Linked DNA regions of Homo sapiens: region 2 is linked to region 1. A link is an interaction called in ENCODE POLR2A ChIA-PET data of the cell type or tissue named here. Cell type or tissue: PC-9. All regions are shown on one strand.

Region 1 (8,000 bases):
CTGGAGACCATTATCCTTAGCAAAATAACACAGGAACAGAAAATCAAATACCGCATGTTCTCAGTTATAAGTGGGAGCTAAGTGACAGGAACACATGGACACTTATAGGGGGAACGACGCCCACTGGGGCTTTTCGGAAGGTGGAGGTCGGAAGGAGGGAGAGGATGGAAAAATAACTAATGGGTACTAGGTTTAATACCAGAGTGGTGAAGCAATCTATGTGATAAACCCCAGTGACACAAGCTTACCTATGTAACCTGCAATTGCAACCCTGAATTTAAAATAAAAGTTTAAAAAAGAAAAAAAACAACAACTCAGTAAGCCATATGCTTAAAATTAGTGTGCTTTACTGTACCTATGTTATATGTCAATCAACAAATAAAAGAAATGAGGGCAGGGAATGAGACTCTGAACCTTGCTGGGACTAAAGGGGTGGGGGTGAGGGACAGGATGTCACAAACAGAGACCCTGTCACTCCTTGCACCAGGCCCAGGCCTGGACCTGCTGATACTTGGTAAATGTTGGCTGAAATGGCGTCTGATTAGACGTGGAAGAGAAGTCAGAGGCCCCATTCGGTTCTGGGCTTGGCATCGGGATGACCAGGTGCACAAAGGCACCATTAATTAAGGACTAACAATGAAGTATAGTGGCTGGTGGGGCTGAGGGCCGCCAGCACTGAGGCTCCTGGGGAGACGATGTCTGTGGCTCTGGTGAGATGCCATGTTTTTCACGGAGCACCCTGATGGTGACGGCCAGGCACACAGAAGCTGTTTTTCCTTCAAGTTCTTTATCTTGTAAGGTCATTATGAATATTAGTTTCATGGTTTCACACATTTATTACTCATACACCCAGGCTGTAGATGAAATGCCATGATGGAGTTACCGCAGTTCAGCCACGTGTGGAGCAGGGATGTTTTCTCTTGGGGGAACGCAGGGGTGGTGTGGGGGCCTGTGGATCCATGCCAGGATGGAAGGGTGCGGGTGTGGCCGCACGCACATGCTGTTTTCTCCTCCCCGCTTCTGTGACCCCTGGGGGGCCCAGTCTAACCCAGTGTCTCACAGGAGGCCGATGGTTCCAGGAAAATGCCTTCTAGCCTAGACTTGACTTGTCAGAGCCCCTTGGCCCCAAGCTTCTCTTTCTCTGGAGAAAATGATGTGGAACTAGGGTTGTGTCTGGGGCCAGTTAAGGACAGGAACCTTGAAGCCCCAGGGGGAGTGATTCAGAGTTTCGTCTTGCTGTTGAGAAGTTGGTTCAGAGTAGTAAGTGGCCAGCTGGGAAGTGAGCCTGACTTGGGCTAAGACCACAGTGTGGCAATTAATGATTGCTGAGATGCTTTGCTCCACTGAAGACATGGTGGGTTCTTGCCGGAGCTGGTGGAGCACGGTCACTTCCTGTTCGGTGCACCATGGAGGGTCTCAGGAAGGGAAATGGGTCTGTGGTCAGCTGGCCTTCTTGAGATCCATGTTTCCTGATGACAGGTGGTAGAAAGGGGAGTTGCAGGGAAGCAGGCAGGCCTACACAGTTCCAGAAATGTATACAGTCTGCCCTCTGTGTTTGTCGGTTCTGCATCTGTGGATTCAACCAACTGCAGATTTAAAATATTTAGGGAACGCTGGGCACAGTGGCTCAAGGAAACAGAAACTCAAGGAGGTTATGACTTACTCAGAGTTCCAGAGCTGGACAAAACCCATGATAAAATATCCTGTACCTCTTGTCCGTCCCACCTCCACCTGTAGTTATCTGTCACTGAATAACCACCTAAAAATTTAATAGCCTAAAGCAATGGCCATTTTGGTGCCTAGCATGATTCTGTGAGCTTGGGCTCAGCTGGGTGGTTCTTTTGCTCTGTGTGATCTTGGCTGGGTCTGCAACCATCAGGGGGTTGACTGGTCTTAGAACAGCTTACGTGGTCACTCATATGACTGTGGCCATTGGTGCTGGTCCTTTGCTGAGAGCTCAGCTGGGGGTACTGCCTGGAGTGCCTTGGTTCTCTGTGTGGTTTGGGCTTCTTAGAACATGGTGACTGGGTTCTGAGAAACAGTGTTTCAAGAAGCAGGAAGTGGAAGCTACTAGCCTTTTCAAAGCCTGGGTTTAGAATTCCTAGAATATCACTTCTATCACATTCTATTGGTCAAAGCCAGACATGAGGCCAGCCCCATTTCAAAGGCGGGGAGAAAAACTCCACCTCTTATTGTGAGGAGGGTACATGTATAAAAAGAGAGAATTGTTGGGGACCACCTTTGGGGACTGGCTTCCTCACCACCACCCCCATTATAATCGATTGAGCACCTACCATGGGTCAGCCAGGCCCCCAAGCTGGATGCTACAGCTGCAGGAAAGGGAGACACCATTGTCTCTGCAGTTGAGGAGTTTGGATCTCCCTGGATACTAAATCCCTTCTTTGCAAAAGTGTTGACTCTTGTCTTTCTCCTTTTGGATGTTGTAAGAAAATTCAGTCCTGCCTTAGGATAAGCTCACTGGGAATCACAGCACTCCAGAAATTCTAGATTTCATTGTCCAGACCCTAGAGGATTCAATTTATGGGAATCCACAAATAATGACATACAGTGCTTGCTAGGCACTCTCATGGAGGGTTTGCTCCCTTATTATGAAACCCTGTCATCCATCACATCATCACCTAAAGCCCTGAAATGCCTGGAAGCCAAATACAGGTTACTTCCCAGTCTGGCATAATGGACTCCCAGGGGTGGTGTCCCCAGGTCTCCCAGCATCTTTTCTTCCTGCCCCGGCTCCTGCAATGGTGATAACATCTGAGGGTAGATCGTGACTCCCAGACTTCTCCTACCTGGCTGCCATCAGAGCAGGCTTCACATTGAACCCTCCGCTTATGGGAACAAGGAGACAGTACCACAGCCCGTGGATTTTCCAGAAACGGGTGACACGTTGTCAGGTGATAGGATCACGCTTGTCTTGAAGAGAACTTCCGGCTTTCTTTCTCCCCACTCTGGTGCCACCCGCTTCCTGTCAGCCCCCAGAAGAAATATTTCCTTGTGGCTTGATGTTTTGTAGCAAGTGGGAAACTATAAAATAAGCATTTGCTTATGAATTAATTTTTGGCACACATGGGGCTCAGCAGGGCTCACGGCACTTTCATATCCGTCCTTCGAGTCCTTGCCAATTTCTATGTTCCTTCCTCCTAAGATGTTCCCACCAGCGCCTGGGGGAAGTTCCCTTCGCTTCCTCTTCCTTACAGAAGGACAGGGGCTGTCCTTACCTGGAATGAAGAGGAGGACAGGCTATCTTTGGACATACCTCGTTTTTTATTTTTGTTTTTTTTAAGCCAATACAGATGTTTTGGGATATATATGCTGACATGACCATAGAGAACCTCCTAGCACATTATGGGGATAGATAGTTAAACATTTTTTTGGACTAATTGCTTCTGGTTTCAGAAGCACTGGGAATTTCATGTATCAAATGGCTGCCCACGTCTATTCCTATGCCAAAGTCTAGTCTACAGACACACCCGAAAAGGGTTTTCTTTTCTGCACGTAAGCAGCTAGAGATGGAAAATGTGAGAAGTGCTCCGTCAGGAAACTGGCCTGCAAATTCAGCAGAGAGAGTGATCCCTGGTTCATGAGGCCTTTCCTACACCACACTCTTTTTTTTTTTTTGAGGTTGGCTTAAGAAATCAGCCCAAGAACAAGTGTTAGATAGGAAATCTCACATCCCTTCCGGAAGTCACCAACACAGTGTGGGAGGGACACGTTGGTTGGGCTATCTCTGACCCCAGTTAGCAAAGAGATGAGGGCGGAAAGGGCAATTTGATTTGCCTCTGCTGGAAATGGAAGGCCAGTTTGTGAGGAAGATCAGCCTTGGTTTGACAGGGCAGTCACCCTGAGGAGGAGGAAAAGATTGGTGTGTGAGCAAGTTACGTAAATGGGTGTTGTTTTTGGCAGGGAAGTCAGGAATGAGTCACTTCTGAGCGGTGTTTTCTAACCTCAGGTTTTATCCATGTGGGAAAGGAGTGAAGCCAGCAGTGGAGTCAGGGCAGCTCTCCTCCTGCACGTGGGGGTTCGAGAGCTGTTGGCATTAAAGAAAGAGGGAGGCAGTGACTTGTCCCCAGCAGGCGTCCCCAGAGACACTGCCCTTCTGCGGAAGCTGTGAGGGGTCAGCAAAGCCACCCCAGGTTGGCTCAAGGACCAGCTTGGCTCCTTTGAGAAATGGTGGCGTAAAGGTTAGGGACTCAGGGAGGACCCCCTGGAAGGAGAGAGCCTATCAACTGCGGGCCTCCAGACCACAATATTTGTGCTGGAATTCCAGCTCTGCCCCTGCCAGCCTTCAGTGACCTTGGGGTTTGTCAGGGCCACTTTGAAACTCAGTTTCCTCATCTGCAAAATGAGGGTTGGAAAAGCCTAGTCCCTTCCTTATGGAGTTACGAAGAACATGAGGGTAAAGTGTGTGGTCCGGTAGACAAGTGGAGCTGCTGCCAGGGCTGCTGATTCTGTGGTGTGGGTACAGCCTGGGCTCAAGCCCTGCCTCCTATATGCCCACCTCAGGACTCCTGGCGAAGTCCACCTCACTCATCCCACTGGTTCCTGACTTGGAGAATAGGATGGTGACGGTTCCCACCTCAGAGAACTCCTGAGATGTTTTCACAGACTATTTATAGAAAGCACCTCACGTGGCATCTGGCCAATACAAAGATCTCAAGATGATGTGGTTCTTATTTTTATTTGTTCATATATATTTTTAAGAGATAGGGTCTTGCTATGTTGCTGAGGCTAGACTTGAACTCCTGGGCTCAAGCATTCCTCCTCCCTCAGCCTCCTGAGTAGCTGGGACTATAGGTGCGGACCACCATGCTCGGTTCTAATTAATAATATTTTTATTTATTTTAAATACATGCTGTATTTTGTGAAATGTGTTTTCTGTCTAAAATCCTACTTCTGATATTTTCTATTTTTGCATAGTGGTTTATCATCCAGCAGGCCTGGGGGACGCTCTGTCTTATGTTATTTTCACACTCAATTGACCCAAGTCCTTCTGACTGTATATTAAAAATGATTTTAGAACTCCAGGACATTGGGAAATTTCATTGCCTTGAGTACAGGTTATTTAGGTTGGTGCAAAAGTAATTGCGGTTTTTGCCACTAATAGTAATGAGAGACATTCTGGGATGAAGCAGAAAGAAAAACAGCAATCTAGTCACTTCTTTGTGGTTTGAAGTGCTCCCTGGCCCAGGCCATTGTCTTGTCTGTCCTTTTTTCCTTTCCTTTCTTTCCCTCCTTCTCTTCCTTTCCTCCTACTTTATCTGCCTTTGACCTGAACACCTCACACCCTTCTTCACCATTCCCAGGAAACTGGACTGTTATTGAACAGGAGTCCTTGAGGATTATTGGTCTAAATCCAGGTCTTAAGGAGGAAGCTCAAAATTCAAAAGTCGTTACATTCTTAGGCATATCAGACTTGAGTGAGCCCTCCTGCAGAAGAAGATGGCAGTTCCCACAACTCTGCCCTGGTCATCCTTAGCGCAGCTCTCTGAGTGACGGCAGACAGTAGGTAATGCATGCACCTACTGGCATTCAGTTTCCCAGTTCGGGGCAAGAAATTACTGCAAGACTTGTCAGCATCATTCATCTGTGAGTCCCTCCAGGTTGGTGATAAGAGGCACAATCCCTTTGAGGTGGTCCCAGGGGAGAATGTGCATCCTGGTTCATGCTTCCAGAGGAGCTGGAGACCCAGCGTGATTTTTCTTATTTCCTGAGTAGCAGAGCCAACAATATGGGCAGAAGTGGACAGTTACATACATCTGCTTGTCTGGCCTTCCATGAGAGGACTACAGTTGTTGAGGGGGAAGGGGGAGGGGAAGAACTTTGGAAGCAGAATGTTAATCTCCTTCCTTTCTGCGAAACCTAGAAGCAGGAATTTGTTTCTTGTTCGTTTGTCTGTTTGTTTGTTTGTTTGAGACGGAGTCTCACTATGTCACCCAAGCTGGAGTGCAGTGGCGCGATCTCAGCTCACTGCAACCTCCGCCTCATGGGTTCAAGCAATTCTCCTGTCTCAGCCTCCTGAGTAGCTGGGACTACAGGTGCCCACCCCCACGCCCAGCTAATTTTTTGTATTTTTAGTAGAGACGGGGTTTCTACATGTTGGCCAGGCTGGTCTTGAGCTCCAGACGTCAAGTGATCCGCCCGCCTCAGCCTCCCAAAGTGCTGGGATTACAGGCGTGAGCCACCACGCTGGCTAGGAATTTGTTTCTAAGAGGAGATGTCTTCAGAGAGAACCTCAGGTTTTCCACAGTCTCCAAAATTTTACTAAAAGTGCAGAGAAAAATGACAGAGAAGACCTGGAAATTTTTGTAAAGTGAGGCATCAATTCATTTTATCCCACTGAATCCTCAACAGGTCCAGATATTCCTTATTTCTTTCTCTTCCTTCTGGTCTAGCAAGAGGTCTGTGCTCTTCCTAACTTTCTTTAGTGACTTCCGAGTGTGAGATGCCTCTTGGGAACTGCCAGGCAGAGGATTGGTCAGTCTTCCTCTGGAGGTTCAGGGATTAGTAAATGGTAGCCCACGGGAAAAATCCAGACAGCTGCCTGTGTTTGTAGATAAAGTTTTATTGGTGCATAGCTGCAGTTTTTCCTTTGGGATTGTCCTAACTGCTTTCCTGCTTCAGGGGCAGAGTTGAGTAGTTGTGACAGATAGCTGCAATGACCCTCAGCGTGTGAAATGTTTACCATTTGGCCCTTTGGAAAAATGTTTGCTGACCCTAGGGTTTGTTTAATCTTTACTATGTAGATGTTAAACTGCCTAAGGGAAAGAACCACAGTATTTCCCCTTTGTTCTGTGCTCCTCATCCCCTGGTATGGCAATTTTTAAGTAAATATTCACCAGATGAGCAATATCCTAAGTCCCAAGATATGTTGGCCACTTACTCAGCTAATAAATGGGAATTCAGGGAAACAGGCTGGGGCCTCCCTCCCTCCCTTCCTCCCTCTCTGTCTCCCTCCCTCCTTCCTTCCTTCCTTCCTTCCTTCCTTCCTTCCTTCCTTCCTTCCTTCCCTCCCTCCCTCCTTCCTTCCTTCGTTCCCCTCTTTCCCTCCTTCTCTCCTTCTCTTTCCTTCCTTCCTCCTTCCCTTTCTTTTCTTCTTTATCTCTTTCTTTTCCTTTCTCTTTCTGTGTTTTCTTTCTTTCTCTCTCTTTCTCACTGTCTTTTTTTTTTCTTTCCCTCCTTCCCTCCCTCCCTCTCTTCCTCCCTCCCTTCTTTCCTTCCCTTCCTTTCCCCTTTTCCTTCATTTTTTTCTTTCTTTTCTTTCTTCCTTTTGGTGGGAGCAGACAGGGTTGTTTTTTAAAAGACGTTTTCTTCCCTAGAGTCATCTCTGCTCTCCCCACATAGCCTCTGCCAGGATGTACTCCATCACCCCAGTTTACTATCTTTCAACACAGATTCGGGACGCAGACAAAGCAGGACATTCCTTAGGAAATTGTATATGTAGCCTGAGAGTCCAGACACCTGCGATTACAGACTTTGGATCTGTGAGCCCCCTCTGACCGTCCTACCCCAAAGCATCATGGTTTCAGGTTAGTCACTCCCTTATGGCTTAATGCTGTGCTATTTCTGTGCCTCCTACAAACGTTTTCCTAGTGGTAAACACAGGGACTTCTCAGGGCATATACGGTTGACCTTAAAACATCTGAAATGTTTTGAGGCCCCATCTCCAGCCTGTTTGCCTTCTTTTTCTACCGATCCCCTTGGGTAATCTCATCTACTGCCCAGGCCTCCAGCAGCCATTTATGCCAACACCTCCCAAAGATACAGCTCTCGGTCCCACCTCTCTGCCGATTTCTAGATTTCTGCTCAAATCCCTGATGGGCATCTCCACTTGTGTTAGCTATAAGTTAGCAGGACCCCATGACACTGTCATCTCCCTTCCTCCATTCTATTTGCCCTCTCGTGTTCCATAGCTTTCTCAGTGGACTCACCACCAGCCAAGGATACCCAAGCTAGAAGCTTTGCAGTCATCAGACTTCTTTTTC
Region 2 (8,000 bases), 290 kb after region 1:
TGAATGTGCTTATGAATCAATTGGGGATCCTTTTAAAGTGCAGATTTGTATTCCATAGATCTGAGGCAGGGCTGAGACTGTATTTCTAACAAGTTCTCAAATGATGCTGATGCTGCTGGTCTGGAAACCACACCTGGAGAACGCCTGCTCTAGACTTTCCCCTGTCCTTTGAGATGGTGCTTGCCTGAGACCTCTCAGGTGAAAGCAAATCAGATGGCTGTTCAATGTCAGCAATGAGGGAGAAAATTTATGCAATTAGGACCAGTTCCTCTCTGCTGGGACTAAGGATCACTGAAAGAAATTGAGGGTCAGCTAATTTGCAAAGTGGGAGAGGCAGAAAAAAATGGTGTCAGGCCCTAAGAGAAATTGGAGCTGGCTTTGAAAATACGCATTGAGTTTCAAACAGCAAACAAAAAAGCAATTCCTTTAACAAGCATTAAATTAGATATGCTAGGGGCTACATTGCTGAAAGTTACTCAGAAGACAGGTATTATGCTTATTCAGCTATAATTCTGGAATCAGCTAGAATCATCCCCAAATCTCAAAGCATGGTAGATAGTTGAATGGTGGGAATTTCAGTTTTCATAAAGAAACCTTTACTGGGGGTGGGGGCAGGATTTCTAAATATGCCATATAACATTTATGCAGTGAGGTGGAAAATATATTTAAAACCAAACTCTTTGTAACTGCATCTGCAATCTAAATTGGGGTGGTAGTATAATTTACGTCAGTGGAAAAATGAATCTCTATACTGGGTCTTTCCACTTATGAAAGGGAAGAAAGAAGACTGACATTGTAAAACCTCTGCTTTTGGGGTTACATTGCCAAACAAGGGATTACAATCTCAAAAGCTTCCAGCAGCTAGAGTGGTCACACAAACAAGAGAGGCTGGTGGGTTCTGGAGAAGAAGAAGGCCAAGCTATCTTGCCTGGCCAAAGTGGGCAGCCATTACTCAGCTACTCAACTTTAACTTGTTGCCGCCATTTTGATTGAACACACTCAGTTGTTGACTCTTCCCATTTTTTGAGAGACGCATGGAACGAGGGTTATATGTGAAATGTATCCTTTTCTTTGGTTTGTTTTGTTTTTAAACGTCAGAAAGAAAATCAGGCTGAGCGCAGTGGCTCATGTCTGTAATCCAAGCACTTTGGGAGGCCAAAACGGGTGGGTGGATTGCTTGAGTCCAGGCGTTCAAGACAACCAGCCTGAGCAATATAGGGAGACTCCCATCTTTCCAGAAAAAAAAGAAAGCCGGGCGTGGTGGCTGACGCCTGTAATCCCAGCACTTTGGGAGGCCGAGGCAGGTGGATCACCTGAGGTCAGGAGTTCAAGACAAGCCTGGTCAACATGATGAAACCCCATCTCTGCTAAAAATATAAAAATTAGCCGGGCGTGATGGCACGTGCCTGTAATCCCAGCTATTCAGGAGGCTGAGGCAGGAGTATTGCTTGAACCTGGGAGATGGAGGTTGCAGTGAGCCGAGATCGTGCCATTGCACTCCAGCCTGGGCGACAGAGTGAGACTAGGTCTCAAAAAAAAAGAGAAGAAAGAAGGGAGGAAAGAAGGGAGGAAGGAAGGGAGGGAGGGAGGGAGGGAGGAGAGAGAAAGGGAGAAAAGAAAGAGAGAGAGGGAGGGAAGGAAGGGAGAAAAGAAAGAGAGAGAGGGAGGGAGGGAAGGAAGGAAGAAAAGAAAAGAGGCCAAGTGTGGTGGCTCACGCCTGTAATCCCAGCACTTTGGGACACTGCAGTGGGCAGATCACCTGAGGAGACCAGCCTGGCCAACATGGTGAAACCCCGTCTTTACTGAAAATACAAAAAAAATTAGCCGGGTGTGGTGGAGCATCCCTGTAGTCCCAGCTACTTGGGAGGCTGAGGCAGGAGAATTGCTTGAACCTGGAAGGTGGAGGTTGCAGTGAGCAGAAATCTCGCCAATGCACTCCAGCCTGGGCGACAGAGCAATACTCCATCAAAAAAAGGAAGGAAGGAGGGAGGGAGGGAGGGAGGGAGGGAGGGAGGGAAGGCAGGCAGGAAGGAAGGGGGTAATTAGACACACACACACACACACACACACACACACACACACACACACACACACACACTTTGTGCTGGGACAAACAAAGCCTAATCTCCCAAATTCTGAGATCAAAGGGTGGGAACAGAGTTAGGTGAGCCTTTCTTTAGCTAAGCACTGCTCGCTGACGTTCTCCAAGGCATGTCATTCCTGAGGAGGGTGTAGGAAAGTAAAATGCTTTGTCTAATCAAAAGAGAGATTTGAGTATTTTTGTGCAAAAGGAGCAGCCCAAAGTGAGATGAATCTAGAGAAATAGAGGAGCAGAAAAATGTGAGGGAGAGAAAGGAGAGTCAAGGAACTTGGAAGGAGGCTGGGGCCTGAAGAAGAAAGGGGCTAGTAGATCATTCCTAGTTAAAAATTGTGTGTGGGGGCCAGGTGCGATGGTTCATGCCTGTAATCCCAGCACTTTGGGAGGCCCAGGTGGGTGGATCACCTGAGGTCAGGAGTTTGAGACCAGCCTGATCAACATGGTGAAACCCCGTCTCTACCAAATATAAAAAATTAGCTGGGCGTGGCGGAGCATGCCTGTAATCCCAGCTACTTGGGAGGCTGAGGCAGGAGAATCGCTTGAACGCTGGAGGCGGGGGTGGCAGTGAGCCAAGATCATGCCATTGCACTCCAGCCTGGGCAACAAAATTGAAACTGTCTCAAAAAAAAAAAATTGTGTGTGTGCGTGGGGAAGGCAGGGTTAGGAGTTGGGCCTGTGTTAGGTGAAAGAGATTTGGGGGTTTAGGGGTGGAGACTGAAGGGAAGGAACTGTGTTGCACCATTTCCATGTTAGAGCTGAGCAGACAGAAGTTACCAACTTCAGTGAGGTGGCTCATGCCTGTAATCCTGACACTTTGGGAGGCTGAGGCAGGAGGATCACCTTAGCCCAGGAGTTTGACACCAGCTTGGACAAGCATAGCGAGACCCTGTCTCTAAAAAAACTAAAAAAAAAAAATTATCTGGGTGTGGTGGCTCATGCCTATAGTTTTAAATCCTCAGGAGGCTGAGGTGAGAGGATCACTTGAGCCCAGGAGGTTGAGGCTTCAGTGAGTTGTGATCATGCTAGTGCATGCCAGCGTGCATGACAGAGTGAGACCCTGTCTCTAAATAAATAAATAAAAATTAAAAATTAAAGAAAAAAGTTATCAGCTGCCTGAGATGAGATGCAGTTGAGATAAAATGGTGGGAACAGGACAGGCCTGGTGACTGAAAGAACACCAAATCCCAGGAACTTCCAGCTGAGGGACTTCGCTGAGGAGGTAAGTAGGGGCCTTCAGTCATTTCTGTGTTTCAAAGAGTAGGCAAGACTCCACCCTTGGTAAAGGGCCCTGAGCCGTTACCTTACTCAGGGTCAGCTCCTGGTGCCACTGTTCACCTTATCTACCATTTGAGTGAAGTCATTTAGCATCCCTGGGCCCCAGCTTCCTTTTAAAATGGGTAATAATGACATCTGTGTCACCTTCCCTCCAGGGTTCCTGTGAGGCATAATTGGGGTATTAAATGAGAAATGCTTTGTAAAATGGAGAGCTCCAGATAAATGGGAGGTATCAGTTAACAGTTCATATTCAATTGATCTGAATGACAGCACCAGTATAATAATAACCTACAGCCGGCACTCCATACGAAGCACTTACTGTGTGTTATCTGACTGAAACGTTACAACCTTGACGGAATATTGCTGTCCTGATTACACACGGAAGAAAACGGAGATTCAGAGAGATAAAGTAACTTGCCCATGGTTACTTGGCTAGCAACTGGTAGAACCAGCCATGAATGACTCTTTTATTCTTAACCACTTTGTGTCATGTTATTTTAATAATCATTCTTAACATTATGCTAGCCTGCATCTTGAAGAATATATAATATGGCTGGATGCAGTGGCTCACACCTGTAATTCCAACACTTTGAGAGGCTGAGGTAGGAGGATCTTGAGCCTAGGAGTTCAATTCCAGCCTGGGCGACATAGCAAAACCCCATCTTTACAAAAAATACAAAAATTGGCCGGGTGCGGTGGCTTATGCCTGTAATCCCAGCACTTTGGGAGGCCGAGGCAGGCGGATCACGCGGTCAGGAGATCGAGACCATCCTGGCTAACGTGGTGAAAGCCTGTCTCTACTAAAAATACAAAAAAATTAGCCGGGCGTGTTGGCAGGTGCCTGTAGTCCCATCTACTGGTAGTCCCAGCTACTCAGGAGGCTGAGGCAGGAGAATGGTGTGAACCCGGGAGGCGGAGCTTGCAGTGAGCCGAGATCACGCCACTGCACTCCAGCCTGGGCGACAGAGCCAGACTCCATGTCAAAAAAAAAAAAAAAAAAAATACAAAAATTAGCTGAATGTGGTGGTGCGAACCTGTGCTCGCAATTACTAGAGAGGCTGAGGTGGGAGGATCAATTAAGCCTAGGAGGTCGAGGCTGCAGTGAGCTGTGATCACACCACCACACTCCAGCCTGGGTGACAGAGCAAGATCCTATCTCATACACACACACACACACACACACGGACACAAACACACATATATATTATGGGTACGGTGGCTCATGACCATAATCCCAACACTTTGGGAGGCTGAGGCAGGAGGATCACTTGAGCCTAGGAGTTCAAAACCAGCCTGAGCAATATGGTGAGACCCCCATCTCTACAAAAAAATAAAAATAAGTTAACCAGACATGGTGGCATGCACTGTAGTCCCACTCTGGAGGCTGAGGTGGGAGGATTTCTTCAGCCCAGGAGGTCAAGGTGGCAGTGAGCCGTGGATCATGCCCCTGAACACCAGCCTGGGTGAAAAAGTGGGACCCCGTCTCAAAAAAAAAAAAAAAAAATATATATATATGTATATATATAATATGTTAGTATATACTGGTAGTGGTGGTAGTGGTTCTTCACTAAGATTTTAAAATATCATTTTGGGCTGGGTGCAGTGGCTCACGCCTATAATCCTAACACTTTGGGAAGCTGAGGCGGGTGGATCAGCAGAGGTCAGGAGTTCAAAACCAGCCTGGCCAACATGGGGAAACCCCATCTCTACTAAAAAAAATACAAAAAAATGCCGGGTGCGGTGGCTCACACCTGTAATCCCAGCACTTTGGGAGGCCGAGGCGGGTGGATCACAAGGTCAGGAGTTCGAGATCAGCCTGGCCAACATGGGGAAACCCCATCTCTACTAAAAATACAAAAATTAGCCAGTGTGGTGGTATGCGCCTGTAATCCCAGCTACTTGGGAGGCTGAGGCAGGAGAATCGCTTGAACCCAGGAGGCACAGAGGTTGCAGTGAGCTGAGAACGTGCCATTGCACTCTAGCCTGGACAACAGAGTGAGACTCCATCTCAAAAAAAAAAAAAAAAATTAGCCGGGCATGGTGGTAGTCGCCTGTAATGCAAGCTACTTGGGAGGCTGAGGAGGGGAGGATCACTTGAACCCGGGATGTGGAGGTTGCAGTGAGCTGAGATTTCACCATTGCACTCTACCCTATGTGACAGAGCAAGACTTGGTCTTGAAAAACAAAAACAAAAACAAAAACAAAAAAAACCCATCATTTTGGTCTTTCATTTGAAATCTCTCTAGTAAATACCTATTATGTGCTATGTATTTGGAACACCTCCATGAGCAAAAGACACAGGGTCTCTTGCCCTCATGGAACATACAGGGTAACAATAGAAAAAAGGTATTAAACAATTACAATACTGGGTGCCAAAGGGGAGGTACTTTGGGTTCAAGGAGGAAAGGACACCTTAGCTGAGGCCTAAAGAATCAAGGAAGGGTGGGAGAGTGTTCCAGGCAGATGAAATAAATAGCAATGAGAAGGCCAGGAAGCAGAGCATGCATGAGGCGATGGAGGAAATGAAAGTAATACCCTGTGGTCCACTTTGGAGGGTGGGGTGGGCAGTGGTGAGAAATGACACTGGGGAGGGGGTCTGGGACTAGACTGCACAGTGGCCTTGTGAGTCATGTTGTCATATATAAATATATAACATATATTTTATATATAATTTATATATTTTAGTTATGCATTAATATTTATCATATGTAATTTTATATGTGTATGTATTACCTATAATATGTATAAATGTATGTATACATGTGTATCTATGTAATTTTTCCTTAGAAACGAAACCAGTTTGAGCCCCACTAAAAAAAATTAAAAATAATTTAAAAAAACCTAAACCATAATCACGCATAATACTGTTTCTTTTCTTTTTTTTTATACTTTAAGTTCTAGGGTACCTATGCACAACGCGCAGGTTTGTTACATATGTATACATGTGCCATGTTGGTGTGCTGAATCATGCATAATACTGTTTCTTAATCCTTATTGAGATAAAATTGACATACAACAGATGACGTGCATTGAAAGTCTACAATTTGATGAGTTTTGACATTTGCATGCACCTGGGAAACCATCACCACAATCAAAGAACAGAGAACTCCATCAACCTCAAAATTTACTCATGCTGGGTTGGGCACAGTGGCTCATGCCTGTAATCTCAGTACATTGGGAGGCTGAGGTGAGAATTGCTTTAGCCCAGGAGTTCGAGACCAGCCTGGGCAATATAGCGAGACCCTGCCTCTACAAAAAATACAAAAATTAGGCAGGCGTCGTGGTGCACACCTGTAGTCCCAGCTACTCAGGAGGCTGAGGTGGGAGGATTGCCTGAGCCCAGGAGGTCGAGGCTGCAGTGAGCCTTAATAGCTCCACTGCACTCCAGCTTGGTTGAGAGTGAGACTTGGTCTCAAAAAAAAAAAAAAGTTTACTCATGCTTTTGTGACACCTCACTCCTGGCCCTCTCAGTCCCCTGGCAACCATCCTTCTGTTTTCTGTTGCGTTTTCTAGAATTTTGTAAATCGAATGTATCATGTATATGAAATCATATAATCTGTACACTTTTAAAACGTAGCTTCTTTCCCTCACATAACTACGGCGAGAGTCATCTGTGTCACTGCACATGTCAAAGGTTTGTTCCTTTTCGTTGCTGTAGTATCCTGCACTGTTTTGAAACCTGTTTTGTTCCTTAATATATCAAGATAGCTGGGATCTAGGTCAAACTGCCAAAGTTGAAATATCAGTCATGCTGTTTATAAGTGGGTGAGTTTGGGCAAGAAACCTCGATATGTTACCCAGTTTCCCTTGAGCTTAATGGCCATGTCTGTAAAATGGGCTAACAGTAATAGTCACAAGGGAGGCAGGTTGTGTGAGATGATGTATATGCCTGTGTATAGCAATTGCTCAATAAAAGTTATCAAGAATATGATTGCTATTACTACTATTACAATTCACACCTGGAGCATTTTAAGAAAACATCAGACACAGTCGTGGAACATGGATGTGCCCCTGAGTGTAGGAGGGAGAGAGCCGGGGCCAAGTTCCCTTCTGATAACATCATGGGCTCCAAGGTGGCCATGGCTGGTTCCTTCACCCTTTTGGTCCCCAGATTCTCCTTCTAGGGAACAATGGCATCCAGAAGTGGGGGTTGGGTGGAAAAAGAGATTAGAGAGTCTCTACAGACAAGAGAAAAGGGAAGCTAGCTCACTGCAATCAATTTGATTACCAGGCAGTCATGCCTCCTCATTTGAACCCCAAAGACCCACGTCTTCCTCGATTGCTCACTCAACTAACAGATTAAATCATCTCTAACACGCAATGACTGTGTTATGTTTAAAAAGAAGCGTTTCCAAGGCTCACATACAAAGGAGGTGCCCGCCTTGTGTCTTGACCACAGTGATATAAAAATTAACTGCATTGATCATATCCTTCCTGGGCTCCACTTTATCATCCTTCTGGGCTAGGTGGTCAGTAGCAAAGAGAGCCATGGAGTCGCATAGAAATATACCCAGCCACCCCAGCTTTAGAGTCAGGTGAGTCCTGGGTTCAAATCCCACTCCCACCGCATGTTAGTACTTGTACCTGAACCAGTTACTTGAACTCCTCAAGGGATCATATTTTAAAT

What was found. Peaks named below come from ENCODE experiments on the same cell type or tissue, not always from the same donor. Only the 100,000 strongest peaks of a DNase experiment are listed, where the experiment ranks them.
Region 2: POLR2A ChIA-PET joins it to region 1 with 22 read pairs; 5 of 35 experiments call an interaction of 5 or more read pairs at or near these places.

The regions. Positions count from the first base shown.
Region 1 is chr3:4,737,925-4,745,924 of GRCh38, forward strand. The region is part of intron 44 of ITPR1 (inositol 1,4,5-trisphosphate receptor type 1); the gene reads left to right. Among named protein-coding and RNA genes, the nearest start is that of EGOT, 9.7 kb to the right of the region's middle. In PC-9, no CTCF peak of the experiment used is centred here; DNase peaks (open chromatin) are centred at 3,907 and 6,787; H3K27ac peaks cover 3,287 bases.
Region 2 is chr3:5,029,414-5,037,413 of GRCh38, forward strand. No RefSeq gene overlaps it. Among named protein-coding and RNA genes, the nearest start is that of BHLHE40-AS1, 53 kb to the left of the region's middle. RefSeq lists an enhancer at 2,235-2,736. In PC-9, no CTCF peak of the experiment used is centred here; no DNase peak of the experiment used is centred here.